2 separate regions of the Homo sapiens genome follow, and region 2 is linked to region 1. Evidence: chromatin contacts called from ENCODE Hi-C or POLR2A ChIA-PET data. All regions are on one chromosome and are shown on one strand. The core of a region is the stretch at or near the end of the contact, and the rest is flanking DNA. Distances in the headings are between cores, read along the strand shown. Region 1 has its middle 86 kb from the start of CTAGE1. Region 2 overlaps LOC124904260 (a long non-coding RNA gene).

What was found. Hi-C counts contacts between places; a loop is a spot of excess contacts on that map. ChIA-PET counts read pairs that join two places held with the same protein, here RNA polymerase II (POLR2A). Pooled maps may share reads with other maps.
Region 2: a map of PC-3 shows a loop between it and region 1 (10-fold over the local background). The contact joins two enhancer-like sites. A Hi-C loop is called at or near these places in 5 of 168 maps with a recorded cell type or tissue (IMR-90, PC-3, aorta and 2 more) and 6 of 50 pooled maps. POLR2A ChIA-PET finds 5 or more read pairs at or near these places in 4 of 52 experiments (AG04449, AG04450, HEK293T and 1 more).

The regions. Positions count from the first base shown.
Region 1 is chr18:22,500,663-22,506,667 of GRCh38, reverse strand. No RefSeq gene overlaps it. Among named protein-coding and RNA genes, the nearest start is that of CTAGE1, 86 kb to the right of the region's middle. Within about 2 kb of position 1,832, at least 9 of the 41 ENCODE cell types and tissues checked have a DNase peak (open chromatin) inside an H3K27ac peak, as active enhancers do; they include IMR-90, PC-3 and ascending aorta, where a contact is called at or near this core.
Region 2 is chr18:22,463,444-22,469,427 of GRCh38, reverse strand. LOC124904260 (a long non-coding RNA gene) reads left to right here. Exons shown (of 3, transcript XR_007066305.1): 1 at 1-4,565. Among named protein-coding and RNA genes, the nearest start is that of CTAGE1, 49 kb to the right of the region's middle. RefSeq lists enhancers at 1,168-1,462, 661-1,860. Within about 2 kb of position 1,452, at least 13 of the 41 ENCODE cell types and tissues checked have a DNase peak (open chromatin) inside an H3K27ac peak, as active enhancers do; they include IMR-90, PC-3 and ascending aorta, where a contact is called at or near this core.

The DNA.
Region 1 (6,005 bases), core at 583-3,082:
GTGGTGGCGGGTGCCTGTAGTCCCAGCTGCTTGGGAGGCTGAGGCAGGAGAATGGTGTGAACCCGGGAGGCAGAGCTTGCAGTGAGCCAAGATCACGCCAGTGCACTCCAGCCCGGGCGACAGTGCAAGACTCTGTCTCAAAAAAAGAAAAAAAAGAAAAAAAATGAGCAAACTTATTTAAGAAAATTTGGAAATTACTTAACACATAAGGAAATAAAAGCAAAATGCCCATTGATCATTCACCAAACACATGATATGTTTGTCTATTTCTTTCATGTATTGTGTTTCCTATAATTAGCTTGCTTTAATTTTTTTCAAAAATGAATATATGAATATGGTATTTAAAATACAATTTTAATACTTAAATTTTATTTAATTAAAAGTGATTTCATGATCACTTTCCTGTGTTCTTCCTTAGCATCATTTATAAAGCCTGCACAATACTCCAACATGTAGACGTGTGTGGTAGATTACTTAACCTTTTATTTACAAATAGACATTTAACTAGTTCCCACATTTTGTTACTATAATTGATAAATATTTTTACATAGGGATTTTTGTTTAAGATGAATGATTTACTTATGTTATATTAGAAGTAGTCAATATAAGTATTTTAAGGTATTCAATTCATTTTGCCAGATTGATTTCCAAAGGGCTGTATCAATTTAAAATATTTTATTCACCACTCCAAATACAATTATAAAGTACTTATTCTCTACCACTCACTGTGCCAGGTTCTGGTGATGTAAGATGATCAATACCCTAACTCTGAGTTCTACGAGTTTATAGCCTTTTAGTTGTAGAGACAAACATGTAAATAGATGAGTGCTACAAAGCATTATGGGCACTCTACAGACATGTGAACGGGACACAGTGGGTTACGTAGGGCAAATAAATGTGTCTATTTCATCTAGTATGGAATCTGATGAACAGTAGCGATTTAATCAAAAGTTGTTGAAAAAGGCACAGAGAGAGAACAAGCAGTTAAAGGAGTGACTATTCAATCCATTTAGTGACTTGTTTGGGAAAAGTATCTTAGAGGAACCTGTGATTTGTAATTAGCATATCATTTATTCTTTCATATATTCATTTTACATGTACTTTTGGCAGTGTGTCAGGGACTGTGCTAAGTGCTAAGGACATCATTGCTACTGTTACTGTGGAATTTGCTGCCTGGAAAGGAAGACAGAAAATAAACAAGCAATTAAAATAATGGAGGACACAGGATAGTATAATAGAAGTGAGTCACTTAGTGCAGGGGTCAGTAGAGGCTTTCCACAGGGCATGACAGTTAAGGCATGACTTGAAGGATAAATAAAAGTTAGTTAGAAAAAAAGGGGAAAAGACAGAAAAGTGAAAAATGGTTCCAGGCAGAAGCAATCACATCACTCATCTATATGCAAATAAATGTTTGTCTTATGTTTGAGTTGCTTAGAGATAGTTTATTTGCTTACATACTTTTCACATCCTCCCACCCAGCAATGTGGTTTACACGGTTCTTGGCTTTCTAAACCTTTTCTTTTATGAATAGCACAAAAGTAAACTTCTCCCTAGATCTGATCCAGATTCAAGTTTAATGGGGTCCTAATCCAGAGTTTAAATATGCTGCTTTCGAAACCACCCCATTTGATAAGCAACGCTGCATCCTTTCTGTAGTTGAGGAAACTGAGCTATGAGCTGCAACAGAGGTAGAGCTTTGTTGGGACTGAGGCCTTGCCCCTTACTGGATGGAGGACCTGGGGGGAACCACTTCCCTTCTCCAGGCTTCCACCTCTGCATCTGTAAAAGGGTGTTCCTAATACCTCCCAGGATGACTACATGAGTGACTCAGATAATAAATGTCAAGTCCCTAGTTCAGACTAGCAGTTTGCAATCCTGAGTTCTTTTCCTTGTCCTAAAGGGCCCAGGCACGAAAGCATCAATTTTACTTATTTGTTTTCCTGGGCCCCCTCTTCTAGTTAGCTGTGCCTTTTTGATGCTGTTTGATCATTCTGTCATTCATCTAATATGCTTTGAGTGCCTACTGTGTGCTAGGCAATGTCATTAGGTCCATCTCCCAACTCAGCCTCTCCTGAGAATTGACTACTTGTGATAGCTGAGGGCTCAGAAATCAAAGAGCTAAGCATGCTGTACACAAGGCTGGTGTGAACATCTCTGAGTGAGGACTGGCAAGGCCTGCCCTGCCTTGGAAAGTACTTGGCTGTGTGACTGCCCTTTACACTGCTCTGAGCACTGTCCCCAGACTGCTGGGTTCTCACTTGTCATATCCAACTTACCATAAGACCCTGGAGACATGTGAAGCCTTGCTCTCTGCACAGATGGTGGGGCCATACCAGGAGTGCTCTTGAATAAAACAGGACAAGGACCTACCCTGCAGCATTGCCCTAAGAAGACTTGCAAGCAGAAGATGGTGGGAACTGAACTGTCAACCAAAGAGCTGTGGAATCCACTCCTGGGACTGAGCAGACATTTTCCCAGGCTGACTTACACACTATAGCCACTCATCACAACAGAGAGGGATGGCCCACCCAATACCCTGGCCTGGGTCCCCTGTGAGTTCACGCTGTCTTCCGCCTTTGCAGGGAGATTGTAGCACACATCTCTCCAAGGTTACATCATCTCCTGAAGGCAAGGGCCTCTAGTGAGTTTTTGCTGGCTAAGTCCTCAGGGCAGGACTTGGTGTCCTTGATATAAAACATCTGTCTTGGGAGGCACAGTTGGGAAAGAATGAAGGATTTTTCTGGGAGCTCAACTGGCTCACTGAGCAAAGGCCAGGAGACATTTGGTGAAGTAGCGGAAGGCTGTAATATATAAACAAGATGTGAGTGTGCTTTTCAGGAGTGATGCATATCTATGGAAAGAAACCACAGGCCTCCTTTCTCTTCAGGCATGGGAAGAGAAAAGGACCTTTGTAATCTATGTGTGTTTATTTGTTTGACTCAATGGATAAACAGATATCAATATATTGCTATCTATCTATCTATCTATCTATCTATCTATCTATCTATCTATCTGTCTGTCTTGCCCTGGGGTATAAATGAGTATCTATAAATATCAACTTTTTCCCTGTAAAGTTTGCTGTTTGTACAGCATTCACTCTTTGTATAGATAGCTTCCTCCCATCAAACGCCTCAATGCCCTAAAATCAGTTGGGATGTTTTTCCAAAACTGCTGATAGGCTATCTGTATTTCTAAGGAGATGAAGGAGTTATATAATAGACCTTATTCTCTAACAGAAAAAGGAAGAAGCATGGGAATATTCCAACTAACCTGACTGAGGAGCTTGATAGAAACTTAAGGAAACAAGTCAGAGGATAAGAGCTCAGACTGTAAGAGGAAATGTTACTAAAGAATTTAAATGGCAATTCTGTCCTGGCCTCATTAGCTTTTTAAGATACACGATGTTGGGGCTTACCAGCTGGAGAGGACAATAGAGGAACAATATGAGGAAACAGGTGAAAAGGTTCTTCCTACCTCCCTGGACCTCCTGAGATCAGAAAGAAGGAAACAATCTGAAGATGCAGTGGATTTTCTCCCTTAAGCTTCTTTCTTCGTTCTCTTTTGATATTAATCCAGGACAATGGGTAGAGAAAGAATCTTCGAAACGTTAACTATAAGGCAGGCATGGATACTTAGGATTTTGAAAAATATATATGTTGCCGGTATGTGCACAAAAATGTGTGTGTGTTGCCTGCGGGGTTGCGGAGGTGTGGTTAGTCAAGTTGTCCAGGACAACCAGATCACATCATAATCATCTTTTGAGACTTGGCTTAATGGAAATCCCTTCTTCTTCTCTAAGGCCTTTGCCAACTCCTCTTCCTGACACCCACACAAGATGAAATCTATCTCTTTGTGTATGCACGTCATATATTTGCACAACTTTTATCCCACCTAGAACTCTGACTCTTCCTATAATTGTGGCCAAGGATTGTGTCTCAGTCTTTTTGTAACTAAGCATCCAACATAGTCCCTGATACATAATAATCAAATTGAATAAATTAATACGTGTATATAACTTACTTTCTCCATTTATGTATTCATATGCAAACAAAAAATATTTCATATGTTAGAGATGTAAGGCTACATAACCTCTCTGTGAGGCACATTTGTTGCTTTGAAAATCAATGGAGTCCAAACTTTAAGTCAATGTTTCTCAAGAAGATATTGTGATTCAGTTAGTCTGGGATGGGTATTGTGCTTTTATTTGTACATGCTCCAGATGACTTAAATGTGCTGCTAGGATTATAACTACTGATTTAAGAAGAGAAAGATTTTTTGGGGAGACTTAAATTAATTGATCCCCCCCTCTTTTTAGTGATTTTTATGTCCCCAAAAAATCTGCTGACAAAACTCATAAAGATTATTCTCTTGGTTTATTTTTTTTCCCAGAAGTTTGATAGGTTGAATTTACATCTAGATCTATGATCTATTTCAAATTAATTTTTGTGTTTGGTGTGAGATAGGGGTCCAGGATCATTTACATACAATGATGTAATACAATCAGATGCATTCATTTTAAGTATGCAATTCAATAAGTTTTGACAAATTTATGTACCCATGTCACCACCACAATCTAGATATATAACATTTAGATCACCCCTGAAAGTCTTCCTGTTTCACCTTACAGTCAACTCTTTCACCTCTGACTGTGGGCAGTAGTTGATCTGAGGCCTTTGCCAACCCATCTTCCTGACACCCACACCAGGCCTCCTTTTCTGTCACTATGAGTTAGTTTAGCCTTTCTAGATGGAATCATACGCTATGTAGTTTTTGTCTAGCTTCTTCACTTGGTATATTTTTTTAGATTCATCCATAGTGTGCCATCTATCAACAATTTGTTTCTTTTCATTGCTAAGTAGTATTCCATTGTATGGATATAGCACAATTTGTTTATCCATTCATCTCTTATTGGTTTTGGGGGTCGTTTCCAATTTATAGCTATTATGAGTTAGTTGCTATGAATACTCATGTGCAAGTCTTTGTATAAACAGATATTTTTCTTTCTCTTGGGTAAGTACATTTGATTAGATTGTTAAGTCCCATGGTAAGTATATGTTTAACTTTTTAAGTAGTGGTCAAGCTGTTTTCAAAATAGTAATGACATTTTACATTTTGACCAGCAATTTAGCAGCCCTCCTTGTCAACACTTGGAGTTGTCTGGTTTTTTTTTTGTTTGTTCTTAATTTTAGTCATTCTAGTGGGTGTATAGTGGTATGTTATCATCATTTTAATTTGCATATCTCTGATGATTTATCATATTGGGCAACTGATCGTTTGCTCATTGGTCTTTTGTATAATTTCCTTTGAGAAGCATCTGTTCAAACCCTTTGCTCATTTTTAAATTGGTTTTGTGTCCTCTTACTAATGATTTATAAGAGCTATTTATATACTCTGGATGCATATCTTTGTCAAATACATGCATTGCAATTATTTTACCCCAGACTGTGTATTGCCTTTTTCATTTTCATAATAGCATCTTTTGAAGAGAAAGTTTTTTACTTTTTGAAATACAGTTTATCATTTTTTCCATGTTGGTTTGTGCTATTTGTGTCCTAAGAAATATTTTGCTTAATCCATGGTTGCCAAGATTTTTTCCTATGTTTTCTTATAGAAGTTTTATAATTTTAACTTTATTTTCAGATTTTATAATCCATTTTAGGTCATTTTTGCTTATTGTGTGAGGTAGGAATTGGAGACATTTCCTCCCATTTGATATCCAGTTCTTCCAACACAATTTGTTTAAAATACTCTTTCTTCTCATTGAATTATGTAGTCACATTTTTCAAAAGTCAATTGACCATATATGTGTGTGCCCATTTCTGGATTTGCTATGTTCCATTAATCCATATGGCTATTCTTCTTCTTTTTTTTTTTGAGATGGAGTCTCACTCTGTCACCCAGGCTGGAGTGCAGTGGCAGGATCTCAGCTCACTGCAAGCTCTGCCTCCCAGGTTCATGCCATTCTCCAGCCTCAGCCTCCTGAGCAGCTGGGACCACAGGCACCT
Region 2 (5,984 bases), core at 203-2,702, 37 kb after region 1:
TGCCTTAATTTTTTCTGCTTCCTTTACTTCTCCACTTTTTTCTCAGTTATCATTATTACCATTACCAGGACTATCAAGTACAACCTTATTCAGTATATGTTTAGAAAATGTTCTTACTAAAACTTAAAAAAAAAAAAAAACAAACCAAAACAAACAAAAACCCTCTGCATTCCTGAAGTGTGTGTGGGAGTTCTGTTGGTTTGGATGTCTGTGCTTTACAACCCGAATTCAAAATATATAGCCTCTCAGACTCCGTCACGTCCTTGACAATCAATCAGAAGATTGTTATTTGTTTTAATAAAAAAATTTTTTAAATGAGAAATGATCTGAACTACTTCCATTTTATTTCTATTCCTTAACCAGCCTCACCCTACTTCAGCTGATGGAGCTTCCCTAATCTCTAAATTGAAATCCTACAAGCTGCTTGAGCACTAGATTCTAGAACCTGCTCTGGCTATAACATGAAGTAAGTTGATCCCTGTGGGATTTTCCATGCAGTAGCTTGATCAAAGCTACTGGTTCCCACCCAAACCTTGCCAAAGGAACACCAAATTGAACCACCATCCACCAAGAAAGCACCGCCATAAGAACCGAAAGTCAGGTGAGTGATCACAGTACCTGTGTTTAACACCATAGCAAGGAAAGAGGCACCGAAGAGAGAAGGAAAGACAGTGTTGAATCGCCGACACCACCCTGCCCCCATCCCCTGGCAGCAGCTGTGTGGCAAGGAGAGAGAATCAAATAATTGTTAATTCTATGCCCAAATACACAGACCGGGGTAGTGTCTTAGTCTGTTCATGCTGCTATAACAAAATACCACAGACTAATTTATAAACAACAGAAATTTGTTTTTCACAGTTCTGGAGGCTGGGAAGTCCAAGATTGAGGTGCTGGCAGATTCTGTGTCTAGTGAGGGCTGCTTTCTGCTTCCAAGATGGCACCTTGTTGGTTCAACTTGTGAAAGAGATGGAAGGGCAAAAGGGACCTAGCTGGTTTTCCCCAGCCCTTTTATAAGGCACTAATCCCATGTATAAGGGCAGAGCCCTCATGGCCTAATCACCTCCTAAAAGCCCCACCTCTTAATGCTGTTGCCTTGGGGATAACGTTTCAATGTTATTTTGTGAATTTTGGAAGGGACACGAACATTCAAGCCATAGTAGGAAGACTGAGTCAACGTAAACCTGTACAGTAATCTCCCTTATCTGCAATTTCACTTTCCAAGGTTTCAGTTATCTTCAGTCATCCATGGTCCAAAAATATTAAATGAAAAATTCCAGAAATAAACAATCCATAAATTTTAAATTGCGTGCCATTCTGAGCAGCATGATGAAATCTCTCGTCATCCTGCCCAGGTCGTGAATCATGCCTTTGTCTAGCATATCCACACTGTAGAAACTCCCCACCCTTAGTCACGTAGTAGTCATCTCAGTTCTCACATGGAAAAAGCATGTATATGTAGGGTCAGTACTACTCGAGGTTTCAGGCATCCACTGGGAGTCTTGGAATGTATCCCACCACTGTAACCAATATCTGATGCTATTCTCACACCAAGCTGGTAAACCTGGCCTAAACAAAGTCCCAAGCTGCCCCCAGACTTGTGAGCTAGGGCTTTTGTCTAGAAACAATCTTTAGTGACCCAAAGTCAAAGCTTAGGTATCCTGTTGACTGGGCACAGCAGTAGAACCCATCGATTCTGGAACATGGACCTCTAACCAGGTAGGGTTCTGCTTCCTTGTTAGGTGCCTTGAGGAATGTGGGGCCAGGAGGGTCCTTCAGGCCTCTCCCTACACCCCAGTCCCACCCCAGCCCCCTCCTGCTGCTCCTGCAACTGCCCTACTCTCTCAGAAGCCTTGTGCTTCAGAAGTGTTTTAAGACAAGAGAGTGTGAGACTAAATGCAAACTGGCTTCAAAAATGACCATTGTTTGTATCCACTGGGAATCCTTCAAGACCTTTCCCTCCCCTCCCTTCTCCCCACGGTGAACTTTAAGCATTTTTATCCATGGAGACTAAAGACAAAGTACTGTGTCTGGCTTCTCTTCTCTTTTCCAGCCAGCCCACTTGCCAGTCTGGCTTCTCTCATCTTTGTTTGGATGCTCTTCTTCATGACTCCTCGCCAATGCACAGATGTAAACTATTGTCTGATTATTAAAAGAAAAACACAAAACACAAAAAAAGCACACATGCCTTCAGTATTAATGACCATAGAGCTGTCTGCATAAGGTGAAGTCTGTGGTCCTGAGCAGACCACAAGCCATCAGCCCCTGCTGCTCCAGGAACTTGTGCTTTTCTCCTAGGTTTTATTAAAAACAAATTTAGGCAAACACAACAGGCTCAGAAAGGAGCACCACTGTGCCCTTGAAACTTTGCTGGGCAGCCTCCAGTGGCAAGCCTTGTCTTTGTCACCTCCTCCCAGTGAAGTTCACTATCTTTTGGCCCCCCTCAGAACTGCTGCCCCATACTGTCCACCTCAGCCTAGTAGCCAGAGACCTCGTGTTTGGTCTTTGCCCTCAACAAGACACTTCTAGCCACACTGAGTCATTGCTAGCTTGTTGGAAAGGTGAGAGCACTGGGTGGAGAGTCAGAGGCTGGCTTCCCTCCTACCCCTGCTGATAGGTTGCATGATCCTGAGCAAGTTTCTTCTCCCTGCTCAGTATTCTTGCCTGCAAACTAAGAGGGCTGGGCTAGACACATTCCTTCCATTTTTCCTTAAGCAAATATTTATTTAGCTCCTGCTCTGTGCAAGACACCGAGGATGGAACTGAAAACAGGACAAACAAGGTCCTTGCCCTCATGTAGTATATGGAACAGCAGGAGAAAGTTAAAAGAAAGTAAAAGAAGACACTCTGAGCATCCTTGTATCTCCAGCAACCTTCAAATGTGTCACTGAGAACAGCCGAATGTGCTGTCGTTCTGATTTATTGGGGATCAAAGTCTTTAACTAAAGATGTGGGATTCTTGTATGGATTTTCACACATCAGCTTCAGGAAATAAGTAATAAGGAGGAGTTCATGACCCTGAAATCCCCCCTCAATGGATACCTGCTACACTTCTCTCCTGAAAGCCAGGTATCTGCAGCTGTCATCCCACTTGCTACTTTAACTGAAGGAATTTTCAGAAGCAGCAGCCAAACATGACACACCAGCAGCCTGTAGCTCCACCCTTCAGTGGAACTGTTATTTTTAGGCCTCTCCTCTCTTGTCACAAGCATCTACATACCTCCCTGGGTGACTCATGTTTGTGGATAGCACCAAGCACACGTGACTTTTTCAATGTGGGGCTGGCTTATTTTGACAAACCCACTCTCCGTTCCATCTCTACTTGCAATACTCAGAATACTGTAGTGTGGGAAAAACTGTGGGACTTCCAGTGCTCCTCAAATGTGTGCCATGCAGCAGGAAAACTACCCCCAGAGAAGCTGGGACAAAGCTGTCCATGAGCCAATGAGTTACTAGTCATAAAGTTGAACATATTGTTTCCATATTGCTTTGCTCCACATTCGTAGCCATATGACTTGACCCCAGAGTTTCAGGTACAGTAAAATGCTCTTATTCATTATGGGGCCATGTTACCATGCATCAAGGTGATATCCTGAAAAATCACACCTCACATGGCTGTTAGACACTTGTGTAAGACGTGGGCTCTCAAAACAGCACATACCGAAATTGGAGTACTTCTAGAAGGTGTTGGGCCTGAATCATCCATTTCTATCAGAATTTTTAGCAATTTTTTGGTCATAGAAAAAAATATTTCTGAGTCTATATTTCAGGCAATATGACAAAAAGGACAAAAACATTGCCATGTGGACCCAGGTCAGTGGCCTATCTGTGTGGTGCCAGGAGGCAGAGAAGATGAAGTTTCCCTTTCAGATTCAGCAAGTGACTCCTTTCGTCATAAATCCATTCGGTGGTGTCATGCCACACCTCTCTCTTATTACCTGTACACCCACTTTTTGTTTGTATATTGGTTTGTTTGTTTTGTTATTTCTGGTCTTCAATGATCTCAGGCTCTTTCTTATCACAAGGTATCCTCAAGGGCTATTACCTCTGCCCAAAATATATTCACCCTGGAATATATTCTTCACCCAGCTAACTCATTCTGGTCTTAGTTTAAAGACCTTTTCTCCAGAAAAGCTGTGTCGACCCCTTTGGGGGAAGGTGGATTTCTCTGTTTTTTCTTTCATAGCATCCTATATCTTTCCACTGTGGCAGTTCTCACAGCAGTATTTAAATGATTATTTGTTAAAATGACTTGCTGAATACATGTCTTTCCCACCAGATTTTAAACTTCATGAAGGCAAGCCTTCTTTATTCACTTCTACTGTTCCAATGTCCAGCACAACACTTTGCACGTAAGAGTATTTTTCTCAAAACCTGTGTCAATTTGATAAGTATCCTTCTTCAAATTTACATAGAAGGAGGACAACTGAAAAGCAATGTGGTCCATTCCCTGTTATATAAACACGTGTGTTGCACTGCAGAAGCAGAAAGAAAGCAGCAAGTGTTTCTGCCCGGAATCACATGAGGCAAGACTCAACAGAAGATGGAACATTTAAGCAGGCCTTGAGGTAAGAATAGTTCAGGTGAAAAGAGTGGAAAAAGGAATTCTGAGGAGATTTGATACAAAAAAAGGCAGAAAGATATGAACATATAGAATGAATTCCAGGGAAGGCACAGCAGTCAACTGTGGTAGAATACAGCATGACTGTAGAGGAATACAGGAAAGGGATCTGGAAAAATGCTGGTGGACTTGTCTTTTATTCTAGAGACTTTCTATTTGAAGCAAACTGAAATCAAACTTCAAATACATGAACATTAAATCATGAGTTTGTGCTCTAGAAAGTTCTCTCTAGTGGCAGAATGACAGATAGATTAGAGTGGGGAGGGGGTGAAAACGATTTGGAAGGTCATTGCAGTGATCCAGGCAAGAGGTGACCTGGCCCTAAACTCAGGCAGGTGGCTGGCATGGCATGAGGGACAGGTGCAAGAGAGAAAGTGGCAGTACAACCTGGAGGGCTTGGTATGTGTTATGGTTTGGCTGTGTCCCCACCCAAATCTCATCTTGAATTGTAGCTCCCGTAATTCCCATGTGTTGTGGGAGGAACCCAGTGGGAGACAATGGAATCATGGGGGCAGTTCCCCCCATACTGTTCTTGTGGTAGTGAATAAGTCTCACGAGACCTGATGGTTTTATAAAGGGAAACACCTTTCACTTGGCTCTCATTGTCCCTTTGTTGGCCACCACGTAAGATGTGCCTTTCACCTTCCGTCATGATTGTGAGGTCTCCCTAGCCACGTGGAACTGTGTGTAAGTTCATTAAACCTATTTTTCTTTATAAATTACTCAGTCTCGGGTATGTCTTTATCAGCAGCATGAAAACGGACTGATACAGCGTGATTAGATATGGGATGTGAGGACAGAAAGTGCGCCAACTATCACTAAGGACCCTGGCATGGGCACTGGCTGACTGACCATGACATTAGCTGTGACAAGGGTATGGGCGGTGTGGGTTGGGGAATCAGGAGTGAGATGAGGGAGGGGAGCTCATTAGGTTTTGAACAAGATGGGCTTGGTGTGTGTCCTTGACATCTTGGTGCAAATGTCAAGAGTAGTGTTTCTCAACCTTCCTTTCATGATCACCCCTTCATAAGGAGCCTTTTAAGAATTTTTTTTCCTAATTGCCCTGCCCCCAGGAGACTCTGACATCACAGATATACCATATGTCTGTTGATATACTATATGTAGTCTGTACTTGTACATTAAAGGAACAGAATTTTTTGCTCCTTCTTCCAAGAACCCATTTTTGCCCCCTGGGGGTTAGTATTACACCCATGAGAAAGCATGGGCAGGGATTGGGAGGTGGGCTGCCACAATCCCAACTGCGAGAATAAGGACGGCTTCATGCAGAGGAAGAGCATTTGCAAGGCACTTTAAAGATTGGGTTAAAAACAGTTTTTAACTGAAAACTAAAATTAGAGATAAAATT